Regions from separate parts of the Homo sapiens genome. Here region 2 is linked to region 1. Evidence: chromatin loops called from intact Hi-C (ENCODE). Cell type or tissue: dorsolateral prefrontal cortex. All regions are shown on one strand. Links, peaks and the distances in the headings refer to the core of each region. The heading gives the core; the rest is flanking DNA.

Region 1 (15,271 bases), core at 8,165-10,664:
AGTTTCAAATCTCATAGGATAGAAAGTACTGTGTAGATATTCAGATTTATCTGGATCTTGACAATATGTTGATGTAACACTCCCATCACTTCCTAAAGGGTTACCTTACTGCCTTGATTCTATTTTCTTTTTTTTTTTTTCTTTTTTGATCATTGCATTGTTTTCAGCATACAGAGCAAAGTTAGGCGGCAGCTTTCAGCTCTGAATGGCTAATGAATTGTTCATCTGTGTGTAGAATCTCCCTGGTGCAAGCTCTGTGTGAGTCTCTATTCCTCCCTATTCAAAGATGACATCGTCAATTGTGGTGATCCTACCCATGTATGCAGATCCAGCTGAAAATACAAATGAGAGACTAGCATTCCTTTCTAAAACCCATGCTTTAAACTATGTCCTTTGTTTGCAGGTGCAATTAGCTAGTTTGACAAGCCTGTTATCTGACTCTTCTTTTTTATACAGCCTACATGACCATCTCAGTCTAAATAAGTCACCCCATTTCTTTTTCTGCAGTTCATCTGTCAGTTATTTTCTTGTCTTAGAGAAGCCTGAAGTTCTGATATACTTGTGGTTCAAATCACTCTTATTGCAATCCTTTGATGAGTAATTTCAGCTTTCCATCTGAAGCTAAATACATAGACAATTCCAATGAAACTCTTCAAGAATTCTCCATAAAATCAAGGATCTAGGCCACAAAATTATTCTGATTTATACCACAAAATTTGGTTCCAATAATATTTCCCAAAGAGGAAGGATGGGAGAAAAATTAAATTCATTTAGAGGTAAAATATAATTTAAAAGAAATAGTCTTCTCTCTATAAAAGAATCAGAATTTTAATTGTTTTTTAACATTGGAATTGGTAACCAGGTTGAAAGTCTAAACTATCAGGCCTCAGACCCCTGAGCTTAAACCTTAAAACCTTAATTATAGCTAACATTGATTGAGCATTTATGGACCAGGTGCTAATCTAAGCACACTAAAAGTATCCACTTAAACTTCACAGCAACCCTAGGAGATAGATAGTATAATTGTCTCTATTTTTCAGATAAGAAAATTTCAGGTATAGAAAACTTATTTACCTTATTCAGCTGCCCAGTAGAAAGGCTTGTGTTCAAACTTCACCTGTGTAATGTCAAAGCCAGCTTCCTTACCCACTGTACTATATTACCTCTCCCATGTCTCCTATTTTGAGGCATAGTTGGACATGAATCACTTACCTATACCAAGATGGAACCCAGTGAGGAAAGCACAAACTTAGATCTAATGCCTAGAACAGTGCCTAGAGTACAGCAGATTGAATGAATTAATGAATGAACAAACTAAACCTCCCATGTTATGGCTCAGACCTTTGAAGGACAGCCACAAGTATAGGTACCATGTGGAAATTTTAAAAGGTAATGATAGCAACAGCCATGGTTTGTTGAACTACATTTCCTAGTTCACAGATGACACCTTCTAGCTGTGTCCCCACAATGCTGGAAGGGGCAAGGCAGCTCTCTGGGGCCTCTTTCATAAAGGCACTAATCCCATTACCTAATTAGGTTTCAACATACGAATTTTGAGGAAACACAAACATTCAGATCCTAGAAAATATATTTTATAATCCAGCAAAACACTTGCCTCAGGGTATTCTGCTAGTCTGGGAAAATGAGAGTTCTCAGACCTGAAGGACAGGGAGATGGCCACAGGGCTCCAGTATGGAGGGAGCCAGGATATATCTGATCTGAGAACACCAAAATGGAGGCAAAAGGGCACCAAGTGGAAGTCCAGTGTATCATGCTGAAGTTAAGTTTAGGCTGACACAAGCAACAAGGGTAGCATCCTGTTCAAGCTGTGTGTGCAAGGCATGTAGACTAGAGTTTCTTAAATGCCCATTAGTGCTTAAGGTAAAGGCAGACTTCAGACACCAGGGAGGAATTGAGCCCCAGTGTGGCAGTCCATGAATTACCATGGAATAGACAGAAGAGGCTTGAAAACTCTAAGAATCAGACCCCATACAGAAAAGCTCTTGCTGCTTCTCAACATCCTCTGAGCAAACCCACTTCTGCTCCCAACCACATTTCAGCCACCTTTATTTATATCTTCTACTTTTATTCCCCTCATAATGAGAAGACCTCACCTGTTTCTCTGTATTTCTAGTGCTACTGTATTTTTTCCTGGTGTCAACGTATTTTCTGTGTAAAACATGTATCTTATATTGGAGGTTGAGCCAGGCCAGATGACAAAATCTGGGTTTGAAGATCAGCGAGACTGATGACTCAGACTTTTGCCCAGCAAAAAGGCAGTGCAAAGGATGCGGAAGATCAGGGATCTACCTAAGTGCACTCTGCCCACCCGTGCCAATTCTTCACAGCAGCATACCCCATGTTCCAGAGTGTTCGCAGCCTGACAGAGTAAGGGACCCGATAGGTCACTGGAGACCAGAAGCCTCTGTTGGCATCCTGCTCTTTGTTCAGCCAGTGGTGGTGAACACATCACCATTCAAACCCACCCTACCACCTTAGACCAAATTTCTTTTTGTACCCCAGTAACATCTACCCAAGTCCTCATTGTCTCTTATTCCATCATCAGGTCCACTGCAGGCAACAGAACATGCCCTGGCCTGTTAAATTTACAGGAAAACTGTGTTTTATATGTAAAACTATTTCTAAGTATATATTTTAAGGAAAATAATTGCTTTGCATATTGTGGGCTTCCAAACATGAACACTTTATCTCTGTTTAATCAGCAGGTGAATTGATGCACTGAACTGAGGCTAAACAGCAGGCCAAGGACAAAGAAAGCTATTGGCAGAAATTACTGAAAAAGTACTCTCAGGAATACTCATTTGTTCTTCTGGCTTTCATTACACTACACCTCCTTTCTATAGTTATATTTTCTTTAAGAAAATCTGCTAATGGCATACCATCTGAGAAAATCATGTGTCAGAAAGCTAAATAACATAGTCTATGTAACTAGTTGAACAACAATTGAACATTAGTATGAACAAGGTTCATGCAATATAATGCAATGAAGACACAGCTTTCGGTTTTCTTTTGAAGGGGTCCTTTTGCAAAATTATTATTTTGATTTGGTGGTTCAAAAGTTAGGCTTTTTTAATTAGTTTTTTTTTTATATCGCTGGGGGATTTGCTTCTAGGTATGCATGTATAGTACTCTGAGTATTTCTACTTGAGTGGCTGCCTGGAAGAGTAGCTCCTTAGAATCTGTCATGAGCAATGGCTCTTTTTGACACATCAGAGGAGTTAGCTAAAGTGCATCATTCTTGATTTAGGAGATAATTTTGCCTTTGGTGAGAAAAGTGAAGGATTATTGATTTGACTAAAGAACTTCATCTTTATGGACATCTTAGATGAGATTATTTTAGATATTGTTTTATCTTTGCAAAATTTTAGTGTGATTAAGCAAATAACACACTTATAGGTGTCCAATTAAACAAATAGTGGCAAAAAAAGTCATTGCATTTACTTCAGGAATGATCTTTAGTTGGGTCATTATTATTGAACATGAAAAATGACCTACAGCTGTACTGTACCTTCAGTTCGTTTTGCTGGAGGTACTTTCATGAAATCCAGTTACCCATCATTTATCCCTATCTATCTCTGTATAATCTTTAAAGATGTCATTATGCAGCATATTCAACTGTCTCCTAACACATTATTTGTAAAGTTTTTGATTGTCTTTATGTATTCCTTTAAATATAATGTAGCATATCCATATAGGTAGCTTCATAACAGTTGCTTAATGTGAATTCCAGCCTGCACTATCCTCTTATAAGCTGAAGATAAGAGAATTGTCATTCTTGATCTATTCAGGTTCCATAATAGGAACTTTACAGAAGGTTTTATGTATAAAACAGACAAATAGTGTGTACTTGGTGCTATGAAATGCCCATTGTTAATAAATTTTAGAAACATATCAGTAATTATAACTTAGGTCCTGTCATGCCTGCTTTAATAAAAAGAATATTTTACCTACATAAAGGTAGATGAATTACATTATTTGGAACAAATTGGTAGATTTTCACTTCAAGAGAGGTATAAAATATAGAGAGAGTCATTAAGGTCTGGTAAAAGTAAAGCACTGAGATATAGTATTAGGCAGACTTATCTGAGGTGGGCTTCAGTGTAAACTGAGGTTCTCAGATATGAAAAAAAATCTAAGTGGAACATAAAAACACACATAAATGACAGACAAAAACCCATAAAGTGGCTCATTGTTAGAATACAAAGAACTATCACAATTCATGGATGTAAAGAGCCCAACTATGAGACAAATGCCCATAAACGCATAATAGAAAACTCAAATGATGTTAACTAATGGATGTCACTACAGATATTTTGTGATACATTTTATCACATAATATCTGTGATAAATTTTGATTCCAAAATTTAGCAAAACCGCACTCGAGTTAAACTGGTTCAATTTAATAAAAAGTGGCAGAAACTAAACTCAGGTCCACTGATACATGTAAAATGGAAGTCTGGCCCAAAAAGACAGTCCAGTATGAGACTGGGCCTTCCTCCACTTGCCTTGGAACCTTGTCACACTCTAGTTTGAGAATAAGTTAAATAAAATGAATTTCCACATTATTTGCTTTGCCGATGGTAGAGATATCCAAAGACAATGGTAAAGCACATAATTTAGAGTTGATTGAAACTATAGTTTGAATAAGCAAGCAAATCAAGAAGTTACTGAGACACAACAATTTTGCATTCCTGTACTTTCAAGAATTACTGAAAAGTTGAGTTAAAAAAATATGTCAGAAAGGAAGTATTTACTTCTCTCCATAATAGAGTGTCTGCTAATAAACTTTCCCTCCTATTCTAAAGAGCTATGAAATTGGACACAATATAAGAGGCATTAAGAATTATACAGAAAAATTAAGAAAAGGGAACCACACAATACGAGCCCCATGATTGTGCCAGCTTTCCACCTGGGCACACTTGATGCTACAGCATGGGGAAGATTCAATATTGGTAATAAATTAAAAAAAAGAAAACCTTGATTCTTACTTTACAACATATACAGCGTTTGAGATTACTTAAAGGTAATATTCAATTCTATATAGCATCTAGAAAACAAACAGAGTGTAGACTACCTTTGAGACCTAAGAAGTACGCAGAGACACAGAAAGCACGTTTATGGGCATAACACAATCTTTTTTTTAGACGGAGTCTCACTCTGTCACCCAGGCTAGAGTGCAGTAGCATGAGCTCGGCTCACTGCAACCTCCGCCTCCTGGGTTCAAGCAATTCTCCTTCCTCAGCCTACCAAGTAGCTGGGATTACAGGAGTGTGCCACCACGCCCAGCCAATTTTTATATTTTTAGTAGAGACAGGGTTTCATCATGTTGGCCAGGCTGGTCTCGAACCCCTGACCTCCAGTGATATACCTGCCTTGGCATCCCAAAGTGCTGGGATTACAGGTGTGAGCCACCACACCCGGCCTACCACAATCTTAATGTAAAAATATAAATTGGATTTTACAAAGTCACCATTAAAAAAAATGAAAAGGCAAGCCTTAAGTTGGGAGAAAATGTTCATAGCACAAATATCTGATAAAGGCCTTATATTGTGTGTGTGTGTGTGTGTGTGTGTGTGTGTGTGTGTATATATATATATATATATATATATAAACAACTCCTGCAAATTCATAAGACAAAGTCAAACAACCCTATACAAATGGGGAAAAGAATAATAGTCCTTCAGAAAGAAGATACACAAATGATCGATGAACACATGAAAAGTTTCTTGATATTAAAAGTCACCAGTGGATAAAAATTAAAATCCCAATGGGATATGAGTTTATACCCACCAAAAAGGCTAAAATTAAAAAGACTATTAATGTGAAATATTGGTGAAAATAATGAGCAACTGGAACTCTTGTACATTGCTGATGAGAGTATAAAATGGTACAATCATTTTAGAAAAGCATTTGTAAGTGTCTTAAAAATTGAACATGCTCCTAATCCATGACCCCAAAATCCTTCTCCTAATTGTATACTCAAGAGCAATGAAAACATTTGTCAACCAAAATGACTTGTACCAGAATCCACAAGCTTTTTTCCTCATAGCCAAAAACTGAAAAATGACTCATAAGCTCATCAAAAGGGAGATTTGTCAACAAATTACACAGAGCACTCAAAAATAAGGAACTGCCTCTATTGACTACAATATGGATGAATCGTTAAAATTTTTTCTTGAGCTAAAGAATCCAGACACAAAAGAGTATATACCTACATTATTCCGTTTATAAAACATTCAAGAATAAGTGAAATTAATCTATGACTAAAATCAGAACAATAGTTGCATATGAGGGAGATGGAGATTGACTGGAAAGATGTATGCAGGAAATTTCAGGGTGAGAAAAATGTCCTGTAACTCGACTACTGTTGGTTATGTGAGGGCCTACATTTATCAAAACTTACAGGCATACCTCAGAGAGATTGTGGGGTCAATTTCAGACTACCCCAATAAAGTGAATATTGCAACAAAGTGAGTCATACGAATTTTTTGGTTTCCCAGTGCATATAAGAGGTACGTTTATACTATACTGTAGTCCATTAAGTATGCAATAGCGTTATGTTTACGAAAACAATGTACAGGCCTTGATTTTAAAATGCGTTAGTGCTAAAAATGCTAATGGTTATCTGAGACTTCAGTGAGTCATAATCTTTTCGCTGGTGGAGGGTCTTGCCTCCATGTTAATGGTCGCTGACTGATCAGGGTGGGGGGTTGCTGAAGGTTGGGGTAATTGTGACAATTACTTAAAATAAGACAACAAATAGATTTGCCACATCATGGGCCCTTCCTTTCACAAAAAATTGCTCTAGCGTGCAGTGCCGCTTGATAGCATTTTACCCACAGTAGAACTGCTTTCAAAATGGGAGTCAATCCTCTCAAACTCTGCCACTGCTTTATCAACCAAGTGTATGTAATATTCTAAATCATTTGTTGTTATTTCCACAGTTTTCACAGTATCTTCACCAGGGGAGATTCCATCTCAAGAAACCACTTTCTTTCTCAACCATTAAAGTTTTGTCATGAGATTTGAGCAAATTAGTCATTTATCTTCAGGCTCTACTTCTAGTTTTAGTTCTCTTGCTAGTTCCACCACATCTACAGTCACTTCCTCCACTGAAGTCTTAACTCCTCAAAGTCATCCATGAGAATTGGAATCAACCTCTTCCAAGCTCCTGTTAATGTTGCTATTTTGCCCTTCTGCCTATGAATCATGAATGTTCTTAATGGCATCTAGGATGGTAAATCCTTTCAATAAGGCTTTCAATTTACTTCGCCCACATTCATCAGAGGGCTCATTCTCTATGGCAGCCATAGCCTTATAAAATGTATTTCTTAAATAATCAGACTTGAAAGTGAAAATTACTCCTTGATCCATGGGCTGCAGAATGTATATTGTGTTAGCAGGCATGAAAGCAACATTGGTCTCCTTGTACACCTCCATTAGAGCGGTAATACATTGACAGTGATCTGCTTCTCTGAGCAGTAGGACTCAACAGAGGGCTTCAACATTCTGTAAACCATGCTACGAACAGATATGCTGTCATCCAGGCTTTGTTGTTGAATTTATGGAACACAGGCAGATTAGATTTAACATAATTTGGAAGGGCCCTAGGATTTTTGGAATGGTAAATGAGCACTGGCTTCAACTTAAAGTCACCAGCTGCATTAACCCCTAACAAAGAGAGCCAGCCTGTCCTTTGAAGCTGTGAAGCTAGGCATTGACTTCTCTTGTCTAGCTATGAGAGTTCTCAATAGTATCTTCTAACATAACACGTTTCATCTCCATTTAAAATTTATTGTTTAGTGTAACCACCATCATCAAGTATGTTAGCTAGGTCTTCTGGATAACTTGCTGCATCTTCTACATCAGCACTTGCTGCTTCACCTTCCACTTTTACATTGTAGAGACAGCTTTCTTTTTAAAACCTCATGAAGCAACCTCTGCTAGCTTCAAACTTTTCTTCTGCAACTTTCTCACCTCTCTCAGCATTCATTGCAATTGAAGAGAGTTAGGGTCCTGCTATGGATTATGCTTTGGCTTAAGGGAATGTTGTGGCTGCTTTGATCTTCTATCGAGCCCACTCAAATTTTCTTCATATCATCAAGAAGTCTGTTTTGCTTTCTTATCATTCATGTGTTCACTGGAGTAGCACTTTTAATTTCCTTCAAGAACTTTTCTCCTTTGCATTCACAACTTGGCTAATTCTTTGGCACAAGCAACCTAGCTTTTGGCCCATCTTGGCTTTCAATATGCCTTCCTCACTAAGCTCAATCCTGTTCTGCTTTTGATTTGATTTAAAGGAAAAGAGGCATGCACCTCTTTCTTTGACTTGAACCACTTAGAGGTCATTGTAGGTTTTTTCATTGGCCTAATTTTAATATTGCTATGCTGCAGGGAACAGGGAGGCCTGAGAAGAGAGAGAGACAAGAGAATGACCCATTAGTGGAGCAGTCAGAACACATGCATTTATTAAGTTTGCTATCTCATATGGGCGCAGTTTGTGGCATCCCAAAACAATTACAACAGTAACATCCAAGATCACTAAACACAGATCACTATAACAGATAAAATAATAATGAAAAAGTTTGAAATACTGCAAGAATTACCAAAATGTGACACAGAGACACAAAATGGGCACATACTACTGGGAAAAAGGTGCCAACAGACTTGCTCAACCAAAGTTGTCACAGACCTTCAATTTGAAAAACAAACAAACAAAAAAACCCTCAATATCTGCAAAATCTGCAAAGTGCAATAAAGCAAGGTATAGTCAAATGATGTGTGCCTATAATTAAATTGTATATTTAAGATTTGTGCATTTCAGTGTCTGATTACCACCTCAATTTTACTTCAAAAAAAGGAAGTGATTGAAAGACCATTTATGGTATGTTTCAGTTTGTGTTATTGTGTTTTGATCATACATGGTTCCAGTACTCATCCCATTCATTGTGAATCTTCATGGTTCCAGTAATTCTAATATTGACCCAGAGTGCCAGTTAATTAGGCTTAAAGCAAAAGAGATGAAATAGGGAATTCAGACCTGATGAGCTTGCTCAGGGATTTATGTGTGGTGAACAGCAAGTGTTTTGGAATACATGGTTAGTGTATCTGTTAACTGAACCATGAATGGAACCATGGAATGTGTATTGTTTATCTTTTGACATTGGTGTAGGGAATAAAACAAGACTCCTTGGTTGTTGGAACCCTCACCCCTACTTGCATACGGCTTTTCTGGATTTTCCCAGAAAGATATATTTTTCTTCCTCAAGTACCCACAGAAATTTGTACCATTTTTCTGTGCCTTGCATTTTAATTATATCTGTGTCATATCACCCCTCCTAGTTGGTGTGGCTAAAAGGCTAAACTCTGCTCACTATCTCTGCCACCCATAGCACCTATAACATTCTTTAATTTAGATCAAGTACTTGTTGAAAGTTTTAAATATTTGATGGATTTGATTTGATTGGACTGGATGAAATAACCTTTGTATTTAATGGAACCACAGACCAGGAATTTGAGGAATTGAATTCATTTGTGCCTTCATATAATGAAGTTATTGAGTACTTATCACATGCAAGACACTGAGCTAAGAAATCTTAAAACTCAAAGATACATAATATGTAGTACCTGCATGCAAAATTCTACCAGTCTGATAGGGAAAAGACAATGTGTATAACTGATACACAATAAAAGGCAGAAAGTCATGTGAAAAAAGAGAGGAAGAGAGGCTTTCTTATGAAAATCCAAAAGAGGTCAGGTGCGGTAGCTCATGCCTGTAATCCCAGTACTTTGGGAGGCCAAGGCGGGCAGATCACTTGAGCCCAGGAGTCCAAGACCAGCCTGGGCCACATGGCAAAACCCTGTGTCTATTATACAAAAACATAAGAATTAGCCAGGCATGGTGGTGCATGACTGTAATCCAGCTACTTGGGAGGCTGAGATAGGAGAATCACCTGAGCCTGGGGGGATGGAGGCTGCAGTGAGCTGTGATCATGCCACTACATTCCAGCCTGGCTGACAGAGCAAGACCCCGTCTCCGAAAGAAAAAGGAAAGAAAGAGAGAAGAACCAAAAGAGGAAGAATATCTTTGCCTCTATTTACACTTTGAAACCCTTACTTTCTTTTAGACCAAGCTTAACTCCTATTTGGAGTATGCATCTTGAGAAAGCCAAAATAAATACTAGCAAGTAGTTTTTGAAATTTTCTTGTCAATAAAAAGTCAAGAAAAAACAAACATTCCTTAGAGGGGAATATTCAGTATTCCTTCTAGAATTATAAGTGAATGGGAAGTGATGCCAACAGTTCCAACCAAGTTTGTTCCTTTCTTCCTCACAACAGCGAGCATTAGCCTGTGAGAAGCCCTGGTTTCTAATTTCATCTCTGCCCAAAACTACATAGGTGTCCTGGTCAATTCACTTAATTCCTCTGCATCATAGTTTTTACATCCATAAAATTAGAGAAGAGAACAGAATGTTTTCCAAGGTCTACTCCAACTCTAAAAATGTCATGATTCTATATTCTGTGGCTCTGTGATCCTAATTACTTTTGATAAGATCATTTATGTGATTTTGGGGATTGGAAAGAGATTGTCAAGTTTCCCAAACTTCATTGATCCATATGCTAACTTCACTGATTGTATTTTCAGTAGTATCGATGTTAATTATTTTTCCTAAAAGCAAATGACTTTTATACTTAAATATATTTAGCTTTATCCTAAGCAATAATATCTATGAAAGCATACATTTTTTAGTGTTACTTATGGTTTTTTAAATATGCATTAAACTAAATAACCATTAAATTTGTCTCTTATGCCACCAATAACATATATGTATTCTACTTTAAGAAACACTGCTTTGCTGTAGTAAGTAGGAAAGTCTGATCCAATATCTTTGCTAGTTGATTAGAAAAGTCAATCATAAATGCTATCAGAATAGGTCAACCTATATGCACCAGTATCCACAAAGGCTAAAAAAAAAAAATATGCTGCACTCAACCAGAATCTTCAAAAATCCTGGGATTCGGCTCTTAAGTGGGTTTGTGCATTACCTGGAAAACAATTTGCAAAACAGATTTTTAAAGTTCAGAGTAAATTGGAGAAAGGGCTACATTACATTTGAACCTTAATAAATACTTAATAACCCATAAGACAAATAGCCATGAATTACTAGAATGATTTCAAGCACAGTGCTTCTGCAGAGTCAACCTGCTCTTATTTTTGCTCATTATAAAACAGGAGTTATAATATTGCAAAGTTTATTAGCTCTGTTGATTTGTGTGTTTTATAAAACAAGACATTTGAATAATATAGAACCAGAGCCATTAGGAAAATCTATTTCCTTTTTCTTCTCTATCTAGTCTCCTCTGCCCAAGATAGCTTGAAAATGTCTTTCTCGTAGAAACAGAAAAGCATGAAGATTCCTCCAACTCTGTCCTTTTTTATAGATGTTGTTTATTTCTTGAATGAGGGGGTGCGTGTGTGCGTGTGTGTGTGTGTGTGTGTGTGTGTGTGTATGTGTGTGTGTGCAAGCTTAGGTCCTCAGGTGGAACCGTGGTTCCTGTGCTTTCGTCCTCGAAGCTGTTTTTCTGGAAGGGAATGGAGGCAGCTGTGTTTACAGCTCAAGTCTTGGCATACATTTACCAGAATCTATTATTCATATCATTCAGTATCAGGGAGAGATCTCAGGCCACCTGTCTATCTGACAAATTCACCCTTTTGTGAGCTTTCTGTTCATAGCAAATTATGTTCACATTGATGAATTGAGTTTTTATGAGCATTGCTAACTAACATTCTCACAGAAGGCCAGGGGCAAGAGCCTGCAAGTGTTTCTGGTCCATAAGTAAATGATTAAAAAAAAAAAAAAAAAAAAAAAAAAAAAAGGAAAAAAATGGTAGTGTTTAAAGACAATTTGCCATGGAGGAATAGTTAAATCATTTGGCAATGCCTTAATATTTATAATTCCAAGACTTTCCATAAATTATTGCAAATACTCAGCTTATAACAAACAAAAACATGGAAAAAATCCACACAATATTTTTCTCTGTAGCACAGAATATTATTGAAAAATTGTTCTGCATTTTGACAGGTAACCATTGACCAGGGCAAAACATGGGGTAGTTGAAGAATGCCCAGCATTAATAAATCTAGCAATTTTATACAATAATGTGGAAAACTTGCAGCAATTGTAGCTTAAATTCCAGCTTGGTATTTCCATAGATACAAAATGGATTTCCTTTTAATCTCTAGTAACCCTATACTGGTTATGGAGCTAAGCCATGTGGCTTGAGTTAAATAAATGAGAGCAATCTTTCACAAAAGGCTAACAGAAATCCTTCTAAATGGTGGGTGGGGAGATACCCAGTGTTCATGACAGAAATAAAAATTTTCTTTGGTTTACATGTAGAATTGGTTCTTCTCTTGGGCCTCCATGGCCCTTGCATTTACCCTGACTCTTAGTCTGCATTTCATTTAAAACAGCTGAAAAAGAGAAGGTGGTTTCACCAGAGAGACACGTTCTAGTTTTCCTGTACCCACATTTCAAAGCGCTAATTCCAAATCTCCTTAAAATGATAAGCCTGCATAGGTGGCAGAGCCACTAGTCAGTATATATTTACATAAAAAGCAACAAAACAGAAATTTTACAGGGCAGTGAGTAATATTATCAATAAAAATCCATGACTTCTCAGTTCACTCAAGAACTGTGATCCTATCCTCCCAAAAGACAGATTACTACCTTTGATAAGGGACAATCCTATTCTCTGAAATCTTAGTGAAAGTCAGTAGAAAATTCTAAATCTCTTCATAGTAGCCTGCCAAAATGTGTCAGACACATCACCTTTCAGTGCAAAGACACCATAGCACAAAGAACACTTGGCATTATCCCTTGAAAATGCACACCTTTCGAAGGAGCAAATGGGAAGTGTAGTCTGTTAAACACCATATGTGATGGAGCTGCACCAGTCTCATTTCCCCTTCCAAACGCTACAAGCTGCTACCTCATTGTGGTGTGTGTGACTCTAGGGGGAAATCAGTGACAGCTGAGTGTCTACCTGGTCCCAATGTCAGTTGGCTTGTTGACCACTTAAGTATGCAGTTCAATGTGATACTATGCTTTAGTGACCTCTGAGAAATAGAATCCCTGGGCCTTTATGTTAATTTAGTAGCGTATGTGAAACTTTTGCAAACTTTCCAGTAGCTGCCCTTGCCTTCAGATTTGTGGGTAAAATGAGGAGACTGGATTTGCAGTCCTTAAAGTATGGAAAGATGCAGACGGGCAAATTTCTTTGAAAATTTGTCTTGACATTTCCTTCCAGTCCTAAAACTACTATGGATAAATGCTTCTGTTTTATTAAAAATAAATTTGTGGAGAGTCATGGCCATAAAAGTCTTCATCACAGGTTTGATCGGAATTTTCTGTGGTAAGCATAGCGACCATTCATCCAGATTCTCTATAAATAGTTCAGTTTCCATATAGTTCTTCCTTTTATCCAACCGTATGTTCCTATTTTTGTTCAGACAATATGGTCAATGAGGCTTTAAGGCAACAGGACCAATTTACCTGCAAGAATTTTTCACTCTAAGATTACAGAAATTAACACAGGAGATAGAAATCGAGGTGTTTTGTCTCTAAGCAAGCAATTTGAGATAAAGAATGCATTCTTTGGTGCCAGAGGCATGGCAAGCAGCACTCTGCAGCTTGGTGCCCTATTCATAGTGTCAAGCAGCTACAGGACCACCATTTTGCTCCTTGAAACTGCTACAGCATTTTAAGTAATGCTAGAAGGCTAAAAGTTGACTGCAGCTAGTAGAGCATTGTTCTTTTTTTAACCCATGTGATAGGTATCTTCAGCAGTGTCAAACAAATTTGTAGAGCTGGTGATTAGTTGCCCAAAGAGCATAATGTATGCATTATTAATTAAAGAAGGTAAGTTTGGCTAATTGTCATTTCTATACAGTAGCAGTGCACTAAGATACATTTTAACAATCTATAAATAATTGATAATTTTTTTTCTTTCATCTTCCTTCCTAGTTTGCATAAAACTAATGACTTGGTAAATGTTACTCTCTTCAAAATATTCCACCGCTTCTATGAAAATTAAACTAACGCTGTAACCTTAGCAAATAAGGAGATTTTTTTTTTTCCTTTTATTGCAGGTTAAAAAAAGATAGGAATTATAACACTTAAAACAAAAATGTGATTCTGTGGAAAGCCAAATGAGAATCATAAATAATATAAAATCAGCAATGAATGTGACTTTAAGAAATAGAATTGACTTTAAAAATGTGAAAATGCAAAAACATGATTACATATATACATATATACACATATGTATGTGTGTGCATGTGTATACACACACATGCACAGATATATATATATGTACACGCACACACACATTCCAGCAGCCCCAAAGTCTTGCTTGTTCAGCTTTCAAAAGCCTAAAACTACAACCAAAAGCTTTGCTCCAGGATATCTTCCAAGTCTGGTGCTGGTGTTTCAGTACTTACCAATAGCTACATGAATAATCCTTCAATCTCATTAGCAGAGGACACAAAATTTTTCTCAGCTGAAGTATTTGAGTTTACTTCCTATATACTTTGCTAATTTGATCATAGCACCTAGATGGATCCTTATGAGAAGAGATTTACTGCAGCAAACCTACCCACTTCTCCTTTTTCGCAGGAGTTCTCTGTTATTCTTACGAATCCACAATCTGCCAGTCTGGTGTAATAGCACAAGAGCTTGCTTACTCTCTAATTTTCAGTGCAACTGAATACATTCCCGGAGTTATTGATGGCACTGTAATTTTACGTTTATTTTGTTTGGAATACATTGTGGTTAAAAAAAGATTTCTTTAAGAAGACCCACAAACTAAAGTATTGCCTAAGTGACATATTGTTATTTAAGCCTTCGTCGAGTCTTACATATGCTTCATTATGATAAAAAACAGGTTGTAAGGACTGATTCTGTGACCTTTTTTTCTCATTTTAACCCTACTGATATGTCACCCATGGCAACCTTAAACTGATTTTAATAGAGTCGATCCTATTATTCATTTAAATTGAGGTGCAAGAGCACTTAGACCAGGGAAATTTGCATTCAGCAAATGGGGATTTGATGAGCAAAAATGATAAGATATATGTTGTATAACATGGCCTATTTTGCTAGCAAATAAACAGCTCTTGAAATTGATAAACTTCAGAATATTTTATCCTCAAATGTTTATACATAAATGATTAAAATGCATTAGCAAT
Region 2 (15,271 bases), core at 8,570-11,069, 60 kb before region 1:
CTTGGAATGCTGTTTTGCAGTTTCAAAAGTGATCATACTCAGCTTCCCAGAATTTTTTATGCCTGGAGGATGCCACAAGAACAAGGGCAGCCTTGTTAACAAGTTCCAATCTCTCAAAAACAAGATAGGATTCGGATATAAATCATCATTTCAGCTCACAAAGCCATGTTCTCCACCCCACTGAAGGGCTTCATTTACATCTAAAATGGTTAATACTGATCTGCACCAGAACTCCTAAGTGGAGGAATGCAGCTGCCATGTGCTTAGTGACTCTGGGGTTAGGGAAGAATGACATCACCAAATGTAAGCATATTATCATGCTGACATAGAGGCACCTTGTTTTCTCCTCTGTGGATAGAGCAAGGATTGTGTTCTGTCTCTTGTTTTTTTCCGCTCGAAGAATACCTTTCCCCCTCCCTTCTTAGCAGCTGCAATATGAAGGGCTGAAAATGTCACTTCAACTAATGATGAATGATGCTTGACCTCTGGATGGGTTACTCAGAATTTTATGCAATTCTAAATTAATATGAAAGATCCCAACTCAAAGGACTTCGGCCGTTAAGATTTGCTTCAAGGATAGATTTGTGTAAAGCAGTTAGTAGCTTTGGGGATTTTGTTGCTGTTGTTATTGTACTTGGTGGGGGACTGGGAGACTCGTGCTCTGTAAGCAAGGTAAAAGGCAGAATGTGCTAACATTTTTATGTGTTATTTTTTTCCTGTGAGATTAATATCTTTTTCTACTAGAAATATTGTCAGTAAGCAGAACCAGTTTGTGAAAAAAACATTCTCAAAAGGGCACAGGCCCACACGTCTTTGTTGTTTTTATTTGAATATAATTAATTATGTAAAGCAATAGTTAGTGTAAGATTAACAATTAGTAGATTCTGTCAAGTAGTCACACGGAAATTACTAACTAATTGAACTACTGGTCGTCTATTGTGTCAGAAAGCAGTACTGAGTGTCATTCTTTTTATCTTTTTACTTTGTTGTTTTCACAGATCCTCTTGTTTCTAAGATGTATGTTTCACAGCCGACTAATAAATAAATAACCCTGGTTGTAATTTCATAACATGCAAAAAGGTTTGAAATAAAAACACCTGTTTTAATTAGCATTATGGTTTGTTCACTTTAAAAAAAGTGATAATCCTGATGCAGTTAGCTGACATTTTTAAAGCTTTGAATTTCCATCTGTATCTTATATTATGATGTTTCAGGATTGTCATGAGTTAATTATGTTAACTTGGGAAGCATTGCTTGCATTTAGAATGAAAAACTTCAGCTTGAATAGACAGAAAAGCAGATGCTATCTTTCTTGTCAATTGCTTTGTTGTGGGCTGCCTTGCAAGTTTTCATGTATTTCTGGATCTAAAAGGAAGTGTAAATCTCTATTTATTTTAAGTTTAACATAAACTACACAATTTCAGTATTCTTCTGTTTTGGCTGTATGTGTCTTGTGTATCTTTACATGTGTAGCTTTCCTGCCCCCAAATTCAGAAATCCACAGTCAAATTATCTCTTCTTTAATTCTTAATTTGTTTTGTTGTGCCTAGGCATTATGGAGATTAGTACATAATAAAATTTAAGAATAGGACAACTCTACTGGCTCAATTCTCTCTCTAGTTATTTTTTTCTACCACCTTTTTGCTTTTGTACATCAACCTTTTAAATGGTACAAAATACATGCAGCATCTGGGCACAACAAGGCATGTTAAGAATGGAGTAGGCACTCTAAGTAGGAATTTCCATGCTTTTGTGAGTTTAATGTTCCTTTAACATAGAGAGCAGCTGTGTTTATGTCAATAATTACACATTGGGATAAATGCGTGTACATGTTTTTCTTTATGGGATTAAGGATGTTAGGTATGGCCTTACACAAAAGATTCTTGTCCCTCCCATACCCACCCAAAAAGTTTCTATAAAATTCAAAACCAAGTTACACTGTTCTGAGATTCTGAAATATTTCTCTAGGCATTTGCACTTCTAGATTTCAACTGACAGAATATGGGATTGATGTGTTTGTAATCTTCTCTTTGCCCCCCCACCTCATACCCATTCTCCACTCTTCACTACCCTGTTCGGTACCCAGGATCTGTATGCACTCGCCTTCCAACAGGCTTCCAACTAGATTGGGCCAACGAGAGGCATCTGCAGCAGAACAGAGGGCAGGAGACAATGCAAGAATGCCAGGACTGTGAATGCTTAATCCCTGAATTGGTGCCATGAGCAATAAATGCTCGTGCTCAAAAGAAAGTGAGATCAAGGAAAAGTGGATCACTCTAGGCAGAACTTCTGGGATAAACAATCTTCCTTTGGGCTTTAAAGAAGTGGTGGGATTGGGCCATAGGAGGTGGGTGGGTATGATAGCTTAGGTCAAGAATGAGCAAGAACCACAGTATGGTTCTTGCTTGGGAATATCGAGTATACTAGTATAATGGGCCCAGATGCTCAGGTCTGAATGAGGTCAAATTTTAAGACTGAATGGCAGGTTGTGGCCTGGAAAAAGAGGCCTCGAATGATGGAATTAGAAAACTTAGTGTTTAAAATGTATGGTGAAGGTGTGTTCAGTATATAAATCCAATCTGTAAGTGATATGGAAAGTGGAAGTTTATTCAATGCCTTATCACATATTCAAATGAACGTATGGCTGCTCTACCACTTAAAAATAGCTCTGTTCATTAAAGGAAATGTAACCTAGATTTTCAGAAAATTAAAATACAATGTTCTTAAGTCAGTTTAAACTTTAACTGAGATTCATAGTTTGGTTCTGCCTTCCTAAGCATTTGGACTAAGGCAGAGAGTATAAATCTGATGGGTCATCTTCCTGACCAATCGACTTTCCATTTTGATTGCAAACAATCCACTTGTTTATTTAGATACAACCACTGAACCAAGTCATTTAGACACAAACATTGAACAACAACCCATGTGTTTCATTCCTCTCAACTTTAGGTGTATTTTGCCTCATAAAATGTACGGCATTGTAATTGTTATTAATTAGCTACACATCAAAGAGCTTGGGTTAGCAGTGGGCCATGATGGCCTGAATCACAAAGTGTGACTTGTTCAGTGTATTTATTTATTTATTTATTTATTTATTTGAGACAGTCTCACTCTGTCACCCAGGGTACAGTGCAGTGGTGTGATCTCGGCTCACTGCAGCCTCTGCCTCCTGGATTCAAGCAATTCTCCTGTTTCAGCCTCCCGAGTAGCTGGGACTACAGGCACGCACCATCATGTCCGGCTAATTTTTGTATTTTTAGTAGAGACGGGGTTTTGCCATGTTGTCCAGGCTGGTCTCGAACTCCTCACCTCAAGTGATCCAACCACCTTGGCCTCCCAAAGTTCTAGGATTACAGGCGTGAGCCACTGCACCTGGCCTTTTACAGTGTATGTAAGACTAACACTACTCCTCTAGAAACAAGGCTGTATACCGTAATGGAATTTACCTTCCCAACCAAGCTGATTTGTTTAGATGCTGATCATTGGAAATAAATTATTAATCCAGGAACTCATGTTGTTTGTTAGTTTTTTTAATGTAATGGTTTGAAGCAGGCTGCTTATGAGCCTCGTGTAAAAATGATTCTGTTATTAGTTCCAGGGCATAAACTTGAATGACACTTTTTCCCTTCTTGCTCTATATGTTGCTATACAACTGTTTTCATCCCTTATTGTTTTAGGTGGTTTTGCAAAATAATTTGTGAGATAAATCAGGGTTGGAATGTTAGCCTTGACACTAACTTCTTGTATGAATTCGAGCAAGTTATTTAATTTCTCTGGTCCTTAGTTCCTCACTTATAAAATCCGTGAATACTACCTTGCTTTGTTACTATGAAAATGACATAAGATCATGCAGATAAAGTACCAAGCACAGCGGCTGGCACATGACAGGTGTTAAGTTAATGGTCTTGTCGTCTTTGTTGTTACAGTTGTTGTTATTATTACTCAACTTTCACTTCTATGCTGATAATTTTCAAATTTGTCTGTCCAGTCTTTATCTCTTTACCAAGCTCCATAGTCCAAAGTCCAAATATCTACTTAGCATCACCAAACAAAAGTGTCAATAGCATCCCCCAACCAAACTCATTCTCCCAGGCATCTTTTTATCAAAAAACAAACTGAACAAATTAAAAATCCTAGCTACTCTTTCTCAAGTATTACATGTAAGATAACTTGCATAACTAGCTACAAACAATAGTTTTCTTTGGTTCATTCCCCCTTTACCACCCCTATGTTCATTAAATGGATGGCCTCACATGGCCTTTTCGTTGCATTTCTACAAATACTATTTAGTTCTGGCCTTCATGGTATCTTGCTGGGCTGTTTCCAGGGTCTTCTAACTAATTTGCATATTCCTACTTCTCACCTCTCAAATGCATTATTCTATTTCCTACAGATTTATCTTCGTGAAATACAGTCTGGATATTTCCTCATACAAACTTTTGACAATTCTTTCACATCTAACAGAGACCATTTAATCTATTAGCATAACAGTTACACTTTTCCCTGGCTTCCAAGCTAAGTTCTCATTACATTTCATCATTCACCTTTGCACTGGTCATAATGAAGCCTCTTGCCAATATCAAATTTTGATCCATTTCATACCTCTTTGCTAGAACAGTGGTCCTCAGAGTTTAACATGCATCAAAATCACCTGGAGGACTTGTTAAATCATAGACTAATTAGTATTTGTAGAAATGCAATCACACAGCCAGTTGCATCCAAAAGCCTCTGTTTCAGTTAAAACTGAGGTAGGTCTTGATAATTCACCTTAAATGTCCTGTGTGTGATGCTGATATAGCTGGTTCTGGGACATCCTTCCTCACCCATCTCAGTTCAACAAAATCCTATGCACTTCTCACTGCCATTGTGTGGGAGACGTTTCATCTGTCACCTGTCAGAATGAACCATTCCACACATTGTGTTCATGAGATAGGAGGCAGGACTCAACCACAGAGGCGAGGCTCAGACACCAAACCAAAATGAGGACTAGCTAAAGCAGGGACAGGGCAGACCTGGGCAAAGCCAAAAGGCATCCCAGTGAGGCCCGATTTGGAGTTTACCTGTCCTGTATCACTAGCAGAATGATTGAGGTTTTAGGTGGAGCCAGATTGCCTGGACTCCGCTACTAAATACCTGAGTGAACCTGAACAAGTTCCTTGATCTCTGGAGCTGCTTTTCCATCAGTAAAGTTGAACTAATAACAGTACATCCAGCATATGTTGATGTGAGGATTAAATGAATTCCTGCATGTGAGGCACTTAGAATAGTGCCTGAGAAGTGCTCAACTATTATTGGTTTTCTAGTAGTTTATACCTTTACTACAATGCTCAATGACGCTTAAAGTTTGTAGGCCTATCTCCTTTTGAGATGTCAGTTTCCTTGAAAGCAGAGACCACGTTGTTGTGAATCCCCAGAAACATAGCCCTGGGCTTAGCACTTTATAGAAATCCAGTAAATAAAATTTTTAATTAAATGGAGATCAAAGAAAGATTGCAAAAGGATCTTAAGTAAGTAAAAATCTTCTAAACAATAAACAAACCATCCATTTCTTTTTCCCTCATCATAAAGATGAATAAAAATGAGGTCAATTATTAATAATACATTGAAAGTAGGTTTGCCTTTTCCTTTGAATTTTCTAAACTCTATAATTAAAATGACTTCAAATTGGAAGATTGTTAAGAAGAAATTAATCTTATTGGTAAGTAAAAAAGCAAATCCCATGGTTGATGATAGATATGACCTGTTAGCAATAGTCACACTTTTATATTTTATTTCCTTACAATCAGCATGTGGAGACCAACATAATCCAATTAACTGTAATTCCCTTTTGTAGCATCCGTAAAGTAGTTTATGATACTAAAACACCATTGAAGTCTTATCTCTGGTCAGATAATCCAAATGGATTCTGATTTGCAAACTACCAGCAGGTCTTTATAAACTTCAGGAAAATAGAATATTTTGACTTCCCTGAACCTACAATAAATGTGATACACAAAAATTCGTCTCTGAACTCTAATCCTTTGTAAATGCTAGCCATCAGTTTTCTAGACTTCTTTCTCTGCACCTGTTTCTTATTAACTGACTTCTTTTAAAAGCATTTTTTTCCACAGTGAATATCCAGTATTTCAATACATCAGAGCCTCTCAGCTGAGCTTCTTGCTCATTGTGTCTTTTTGGACACACCACCCCTCTTCTATACGCCCACTCCAACCCATCCTACATGCTACTGCCAGAGCATCTTTCTAGAATGTTGCTCCCCTGCTTATGGTCATCCAGACTCTTTCAGTTGTAAGGACCTTCATGCTGTACCTTCTGCCTTCTTTTCTATCCTCAACACCCTGAGATATGGAATCTATGCCTCTAGGGTCTCCGACAACTTGTGGCATCCCAAATGCATCATGTTCTTCATTCCTTGGCGTGATTGTTACTTCTAGTTGAATTTTTCTTCATCTCTTCTCTTCCTCTCTCCCAGCTCCTGCACCACCCTCACTCACCTGACTGCTCATCGTTTAAGATCATTATTATGTGACACCTCATCTGGAAAGCCTTCTGACTACACCCAGATGAAGCTTGATGCTAATCTTCTATGTTCCCATAGCAGTCTGCAAGAAGTTATATAATAACATTTACCGTACTTGATTACATTTTTTTCTATTTGACCAAACTTCCTATATACTATGAAATCTTTGAGCATAGAAGCTAGATCTTTATTTATCTTATTTTTACCCCAGCAGCTATAACATGCCTAGCACAAAATTTGGGTTCAATAAATATTTGATAAGTGAATGAATAACCTACTTATGTCTTCAGTATTTGTTAAGTGTTTTGAAAGAGAATGATAAACAAAGAGAATACAAAAATAATGCTGTGTGTGTATACATATATCTATTGTCATCATCGTTGGTATTATATTATGAAATAGCCTCTGTTATCAAAGGAGGTTAAAATTTGATAGGTGGTACAAATATATGAATAGCTAATAAAAATGAGTGCATCAGTCACTGGCTAAGCACTGGGGATATAAAGAAAAATAAAAACAAATTTCTTTGAGACAGAGATAGAGGAGAGACCCTTTGTTTAAATCACTATAGTTAAATTAATTAGGCATGCCCCAGGAGTGATGGGGTTCTCAGGCTAGGATTAGAAACATGGTAAGCAAAGTTTGAAATGAAACCCAATGTAGGGAAGAGTCAAGATTAACAGCATAGATAGCTAGGCATCACAAACTATCGGCAGAGACCGGGAATTGGTGCCACAGGTTTGTTTAGGCCAGAATAATTAAGATGATAATGTTGTTCAGTAGTTTCAACAAGAAGTTGTTGCACAGGGACCTAGCTATTTTACCTTACTTTATGCAAGTAGTTGTAAAATTTATACATCTCCCAACTCTTATTTTGTGTACCTTTGTAGAGCTTTAGTGGTGATTGTGGTGAAGAAAAGTCCTGTGATGCAGAAAATTTAGTTTACTCCCATGAATCCAACTAATCGAGATAACTTAGGTTAAAAATTATCATTAATAATTACTAGAAATCATCTCTTCATTTTGGTTGTCTTAATTGACAACTAACAGATGTCTTATCTGGGGATAACATAGTTTCAATGAATGAGAGTAGCAATATCTTAATCTACCAGTTTTGTTTACCTTTTATTTCAATTTTTCTGAAGAAATACTTCCAGACAGAAAATTCTAAGTTAGCAAAAACCCAAATCCATATCCTTTTCAATGTTACCATTTCTAACCCTACACATATCACCAACATAGTAAGGGGAATGATAAAAGCCAGAAATTATATTACATTCTGGAAATATTTGCCAAAGTCTGTCTACATTGGATGCTTTTCATATATTACATCACTTAAATCTCACACAAAATTAAGAACTCTCATTTGACAAGTGAAGAAACCAGAATGTTAAGTAACTTCTATATATGCATTTTTGCTTACAATGGACATATTATCTGTATATGGGAATTTATAGGACTTAGTTTATTTCCTAGATATCATTAAGAGATAGGTTTTGACTTGGCCCTGTGCTTCATATTTGCAAACGTAATATAACTTGGAGGGAACAATAGCAATGGTGTTGAAATTTAAAGCCACTATGAAGCAAGCTTTCAAAAATGACTTTGTCGAAATTTAATCCTATGATTCTCTCCCCTTTGGAGTACGTAATGTATGAAATCATCCATGGAATTCCAGCAAATTCAGAATCTGTTTGGAGAAGATGGTTAAATAAAAAGAACCATTGTGTACGGTATCTATAGAGTACAAAAAGCCTTTGACTGAATGGAAATAAGAACAGAGTTGGAAGCTCTGAGTAAGAAAGGAATTAAAGAAATATATATGGGTGCCAGGAAATACATCAATTTTTTTTTATGATCCTCACTGAAAGAAAAAAGTCTGTTCATTTTTGTTGCTGTTGTTGCATCTAAACAGGACTACCTTTTCTCAGCTACCTAAACGAAATATCTAAAAGCCTGGAGAGCAGCATAATGTCACTAACGTCATTTTATAAGGTAGCATTATGCATGGAGTTATGATGATGGGAAGATGTTTTATGTTATGCCATTATAAATTAAAAATGCACAAAGCAATGACACATGTGTTATACTTTCCATCTGTGGCACCTGCTTCGCAAGTTTCAGTTGCACCTATTATGTTATTCTTTACATTCAAATGAAATCTGAGGAGAAATAAAAATAAGACAGTCTTGCTCCTAACTAGCTTCCTGTACTGGATAGAGTAGAAGACCGTTCCACCTCCTTCCAAGAGAGTAACTAAAGATATTTCATATGAGCCTGTGACATGCGCATGCTTTGGTCTTCTCAAATAATTTCCAAAGATATGCACAAAACCTCAAAGCACACCGAAAGCAAGCTAACGTGGCGTGCCAAAGTAGCCCATTAGATGTTCAGAAATAAAAGCTTTTAAAGAAAAGTTTTAAAATCTTAGAAAGTTTGTGGTTACTTCCTTCCTCCCTCTGTCGTAATTCAAGGAGGCCACAGAAAACCAGGTTTTATAGACCAGGTGGTAATAGAACCATCTATTCTACGCACAGGTCTGTCTCCTCTTGCCAGAAAGGAACCATTTTCAAACATAGGACTCCTAAGAGCTTCCTGGGGGTTACTGTGATAAATCATATGAAACAGATCTTGTTGATTTTGCATACAAGTTTTCATATTTAAAACCACTTTGCTCCTTTCTCTTTGATAGGTATCATGACCATAGACAGTTGATTGGACTTGAGTTGAGTTTTTCCTGAGGAAGTTTCCAATGTTTTCTAGTAGTACTTAGAGTCTCAGGTGATGGCAACCATGCAATATTTCCACTTTAGACATAGTAGTTGGACAAAGAATGAATATGAAAACGGCAATCATGATTTTATTCTTTCTCTGGAGACCACACTGGAGAGTATTCTGCATGTTTGTAGAGAAAATCATTTGAAATAGGTTAAGCCTGAATAGGCAGGCAATTTTTCAACTAATTCCAGCTTCAAATCTGTTCTCTGAATATTGGTAATTATTTTTCTTCAAATGGAATTACCTAAAGAGCTAACTCTGTTGTTCACTGTGTTTCACAAGTGTAGCATAGCCCTTGTGTTGAGAAGATGTATAGGTATGATCCAGAAATTTGACCTTGTCTTTCTCTGCTCAAAACCTTGGGGCATTGTATTAGTTTGCTTGAGCTACCATACTAAAGTACCACAGACTGGGTGGTTTAAACACCAGAAATGTATTTCCTCACAGTTCTAAAGGCTGGAAGTCTGAGATTAAGGTATCGGTAAGTTGATTTCTCCTAAGGCTCCCTCCTTGGTGTATAGGCAGTCAATTTCCTCCTGTGTCTTCACATGGTCTTTCCTCTGTGTGCACCCTAATCTGTTGTTATAAGGACACCATACATATTGGATGGGGACCCACATGACCTCATTTTACCATAATTACCTCTTTAAAGATCCAATCTCCAAACATAGTCACACTATGAAATATTGGGGGTTAAGACTTCAACGTTTGATTTTGAGGAATGGAAGAACACAATTCAGCACATAACAGGCACGATGCATATTTTTGGGTGATATATTTGTTATTTGAGTTTGTCCTGGCTTGCCCCCAAGGACAAAATAATATGATTCTAGGGAAGAGTAACAGGATGTAAAATGTCCAGAACTTTATATTCACTTTCTGAGCACCTGATGAAGCCCTCTCCTTTGAGGAACATAAAGCAGCCTCAACAGCTGTAGCTTTAAAAACACAAGGCCCAGTATGTAGTCTCCTTCCATCTCTGTTTGTTTGAAAACAATTAAGTGAACAAACAAATTAACTGGCCAACTGGTTTAGTTTTCTCAGATAATATCCTCAATGAAGTCTCATGTTACAGCCAAGGTGTGGAAGGAGGAGCTTTAGCCAGTGCAGCACAGAAAGATGCTACTTTTGGCACAGGGTGACATCACCGTGTTTGAGAATGCAGAACCTCTCTAATCCACCAGAAATCAGACCAAACCATCACTTTCAGGAGCCAGCACAGCAAGAAAAGTTGAGCTAGTTGAGTGATTCAACCAACTTACTTTTGATCCATTCCTTTAAATACTAAACTAAAAATCTTCTATATCCTTATAAACAGTGTCATTTTATCCACATTAATATCTAATCTTTCAATTTGATTTTAGGGCCAAACATATTATGTTTTGGATCGATCATCCCTCTGGCATCTCTTCCATTTGGGATGTGACTTTCATGTACCCAGCAGGCCTTTTAGATAAGGGATCCAAATGGTCATCTGTGCTGGAAGCAGGGACATCATCCTTTATGAGAGTTTCATAGTGTAACAAGTTCTTTTCACTGTATTAATGAGATCAGGGCTATTCTTTCTGTATCCTGGGAAAGCTAGGGTGTCTTTTCCTCTTTTTAAAATTGCAACAATAAAATAAAAGTTGGAAAGAGGTTTTAAAAGTGCTATGAAAACTATTACAAGGTAAAGAAGCACTTGTTTTTAACACATGAAGAAGATTTTCTTTCTTGACTTGGTTACTCTTCTATTCTGGATAGTCCAAGTGCAAGCATATTTCAAAAAAGACTAGGTTAAAACAGGTTGAGTCTAGTTAAAATTGGACCTGATATCACAACTGCTGGTTATATATACCAATACCTACAAAGCAATATATAATACAAGAGGAAAGGGGTAAACTCCTTTTTTTTTTTCCTTTGAGACGGAGTCTCGCTCCGTCACCGAGGCGGATGGGGTGCAGTGGTGTGATCTTGGCTGACTGCAACCTCTACCTCCCAATTCTCCTGCCTCAGCCTCCCGAGTAGCTGGGATTACAGGCATGCCACCATGCCGGGCTACTTTTTGTTATTTTTTTTTTTACCATGTTGGCCAGGCTGGTCTCAAACTCCTGGCCTCAGGTGATCTGCCCACCTCAGCCTCCCAAAGTGCTGGTATTACAGGCATGAGTCACTATACATGGACAGTAATTAAACTCTTAATGATATTTAAATGCTCCTTGTTCCTTGGAAACTACCATTGACCTACTATGGCTATCAAAGGTTCATCTTTCAGTTCTTTTTAAGAAAAATTATTCCTAATAGCTACTGTCAAATTTTTTCTTTCAAATATAATTTGTAAAGCTTGATATAAATAAGTTTTTACTTAAAAGATACCCTAAAGGCTCTTCAAGAAAGAGCATTTCAGGGTAACCTTGTTTGGGTACAACATTTAGGTTGTGTGTGTGTGTATGTGTGTGTGATCTCATAAAATTCACATGGTATTTGCATTGTGGAGCTTAACCTATCTTTAATTCTGTTTATAAGCTTTAAGGCAAAACCATAACCAAAATGGATTTAAGATAACCTAATTAGAGGGCCAGGAGAAACCAGCACAGATTGAAAGGATTGTGAGACATCGTGATTCAACCAGACTTCTTCCTAGGATTGGACTATAACATGTGATATGGTTTGGCTGTGTCCCCACCCAGATGTCATGTTGAATTGTGTTGAATTGTAATCCCCAATGTTGGGGGAGGGACCTGGTGGGAGGTGATTGGATCATGAAGATGGATATCCCTCTTGCTGTCCTCGTGATAGTAAGTTCTCACAAGATCTGGCTGTTTAAAAGTGTATAGCACTTTCCTCTTCACTCCTCTCTGCTGCTGGCCATGTGAAGATGTGCTGGCTTCCCCTTCACCTTCTCCCATGATTGGAAGTTTACTGAGGCCTCCCCAGTTGTTCTTCTATACAGCCTGCAGAACTGTGAGCCAATTAAACCTCTTTTCTTTGTAAATTAACCAGGCCCAGGTAGTTCTTTGTAGCAATGTAGTTTTTGTTGATCCCGTTCAAGAAACTGCATCGTACTGAGATAAATCCTCTAAAACAACCAGGCTGGCTTACAATGTTTGTTCAGTGTTTCAGTTGCCTTAGTCCCTTTTTTATTTTATCATTTTGGCCTTTACTCACCTGCCTCATTCTGGTGACATATTGGATATGTTTGATTCCTTATGCTTTAAAATGTTTTTCAGGTACATTTTCCCATTTGATACCAACAATTATCCTTCTATCTTCATTTTACAAATAAATAAATAAATAGATATACAATGAATTAGTGGTAAATCCAGTCCTGGAGTGGGTGTTTCATATGGTCTTTTTCCTACTCTATCATATTTCCTCTTCACTCCATTGCTACCTAACAATTTGCTCCATCTGTGCCCGTTTCCTAATGCAGTTGCTTCTTATTACCAATTTGTTTTGTATCTGTTTATATAAGAATCTGTGCCTTCTACAAGTCTGTAATTACCAAAGATGAGAGTCAGTTTACAGGTAAAAGCATAGCCTCGAGTTAGACATTTAAGGATAAAATGTAAAAATTACAATCTTGACATAATAGTCAATCAACTACCATTTGCAATTACTGTTTATTTGCCTTTTCCCTTTCTGCTTCTGCCAGCCAAGATTAAGTCTGAACACAGTGATTTTAAACATAGTGGGGGCTTACTGGCTCTTTATCCTGGTTTCATCACTTGGCAGCCATGGGAAAATTGTTTAATCTACCTATGCCTCACTTTCCCTATCTGTAAAATGGACATGATGATAACAATAGCATCTTCCTCATTCCTTGCTGAAAGCATTAAATTAGATAATGAATGTAGAGTGCATAGCACAGTCCCTGGTACAGTGTAAGCTCTAAGTAATTGTTGGTTATCGCTTTCGTTGCAAAGTAGCCTGAATGAGTTCATATGGATTTTGTTCTATAAAAAGTTATGATTTTGTCAAGAATAATTACCAACTCAAGGTCATATTAAGGAAATATCAATATGTGTGTATCTAATTTTCTAGTTCCCTGACCACCTATGGTAGACTTCGTAAATCTTTGTTGAGTTACTTCTACAGACACTTATGGACTTCACTATAGTGGCTCTCAACCAAGAATAATTTTGCACCATGGGGAGATACGTGGCAATCTCTAGACACAATTTTTATCATCCCCACTGGGAAATGCTACTGGCATCTATTAGATAAAGGTCAGGGATACTGCTAAACATACTAGAATGTACAAGACAGCCCCCACCACAAAGAATTTTCCAGCCCCAAATGTCAATAGTGTGGTGCTTTTGAGAAACTCTACTCTATTAGAAAAGGGAAAAGTATAAGACATCATCACTGTGTAGAATCTAGTTAGAAAATGCTTATCAAATAATGCAAATATATTTGTAATAATGCCTGTTAACACCAGGGTAGGGTTATGGTTAGTTCATCTTGAGGACTGGTTGGCTTCATGAGAAGGCATACTATATGGACATAACTTCATGTTTAGATAAACTACAGTGGCCTTGCAAAATTTGCCTTAACATCACCTGGTTTACAAGGGATCTTAACCTTGGTTGATTATGAAAACTTGATATAAAAATTAGTATTATATTTCAAAATACTCTTTCCAACTATTTGCCATATTGCCTATTTAAGCTACTTGCCGAAGGGCTACAAATTATTATTATTTCTTTAAATGGAAACTACATGGGAATCTATAGTAGGAATCTTGGTTTAAGGGACACAGTTAATATTATATGGTATTTTAAGTAGATATAATCAAATGGTATCTATTCATGGGTAAATTTTCTTTAGATATCACTATGTTCGATTTTCATGTTCACTTGAATTAACTGATATTAATGTGGAAATGAGTAATAGTAATGCTGTTTTCCTTTGGTTAAGCCATTATTTGTTGCTGCTGCTGTTGTTTCCTTGCTCAAGTTAAAATCATTCTCTTTTTTACCTGCTGAACACTTTCCTTTAGCAATTTCAAACTTGTGCACCAAAACGGCATTTTGTGTTGGACTTTTCTGATAAATTTTTGGTAGAGATAGTTGTGTGTGTGTGTGTGTGTTTGTGTGTGTGTGTGTTTAGGTTTCCACTTAAAGTTCAGTGCCAAAGCTACAGTACTTATACATTTTCTAAATGTGTTTTAAGCAATAAGTTGTACAACATTTTTAGAACATGTGTTAAGCTATTTCTCTAAGAATGAAGCTCTTAACAAAACATAAGCACTCTGCATGAGATCTTAGCAGCAAAGTGCTTAAAAGATAAAGTAAGAATTGGTACCATGGGAAGAACACCAGCTGTAGAGCACACAGGTCCATTATGAGAAGTATGGTAGTGGGTAGGGAGAAAATGATTTAATCAGGAGTAAAACCAATTTTATTATAAGGGCACGCAGGGGGTGTGGCACCATAGTGAGAGGGACATTTCAAAATATCTGACAGATTTCAACAATGTGAAAACCCCGTTCTTTAAAGTGACAGTAAACCCCATCAGGTCTCCCTTTTTGATGCTATTGTTAACAGTTGACTGTTTAAAGCTGGCCTGCTAAGATGCTGTCGGCCTATTTCAATAGTGTGTAGCCAAATAAAAGACTAATTGTTGAAATACAATCAATCAAAAATGATTGCAGGGCAGAAAGAAGGTCTCCTCTGCTGATTTTGTTGTGTATCACATTATTGTGTTATGATTGAGGTAGGAATGAAGACTGAAAGGGAAGATTAGCCCGTCTGAAATAAACAGATTCACCTTCATGTCTTCTCTTTGCAAACACACTGTTGAGCAGGAACACCACTTACTATAAGCCTTAGAAACGATCGTTCATTTATTTAAAAAAAAAAAAAAAAAAAAAAAAAAGAACTGCTGAAGATTTGGGCTAATGTTTTTAAAAGGACGTGAACATTATTAGCAAAACAGCCCATGCAGAGAATCCCTACAGTGACAATTCTCAGCTTTTCTTACATTTTGGTG

The links. Peaks named below come from ENCODE experiments on the same cell type or tissue, not always from the same donor. Only the 100,000 strongest peaks of a DNase experiment are listed, where the experiment ranks them.
Region 2: a loop joins it to region 1, with 2.9 times the contacts of the local background. A loop is called at or near these places in 1 of 110 quality-filtered maps.

The regions. Positions count from the first base shown.
Region 1 is chr2:143,668,154-143,683,424 of GRCh38, forward strand. All of the region lies in intron 12 of ARHGAP15 (Rho GTPase activating protein 15), which reads left to right. The region is part of intron 4 of ARHGAP15-AS1 (ARHGAP15 antisense RNA 1); the gene reads right to left. Among named protein-coding and RNA genes, the nearest start is that of ARHGAP15-AS1, 100 kb to the right of the region's middle. In dorsolateral prefrontal cortex, for the core only: no CTCF peak of the experiment used is centred there; no DNase peak of the experiment used is centred there.
Region 2 is chr2:143,607,651-143,622,921 of GRCh38, forward strand. All of the region lies in intron 11 of ARHGAP15 (Rho GTPase activating protein 15), which reads left to right. It overlaps LOC101928361 (a long non-coding RNA gene), which reads left to right. Exons shown (of 2, transcript XR_007087253.1): 2 at 1-3,508. Among named protein-coding and RNA genes, the nearest start is that of ARHGAP15-AS1, 160 kb to the right of the region's middle. In dorsolateral prefrontal cortex, for the core only: no CTCF peak of the experiment used is centred there; no DNase peak of the experiment used is centred there; H3K27ac peaks cover 433 bases.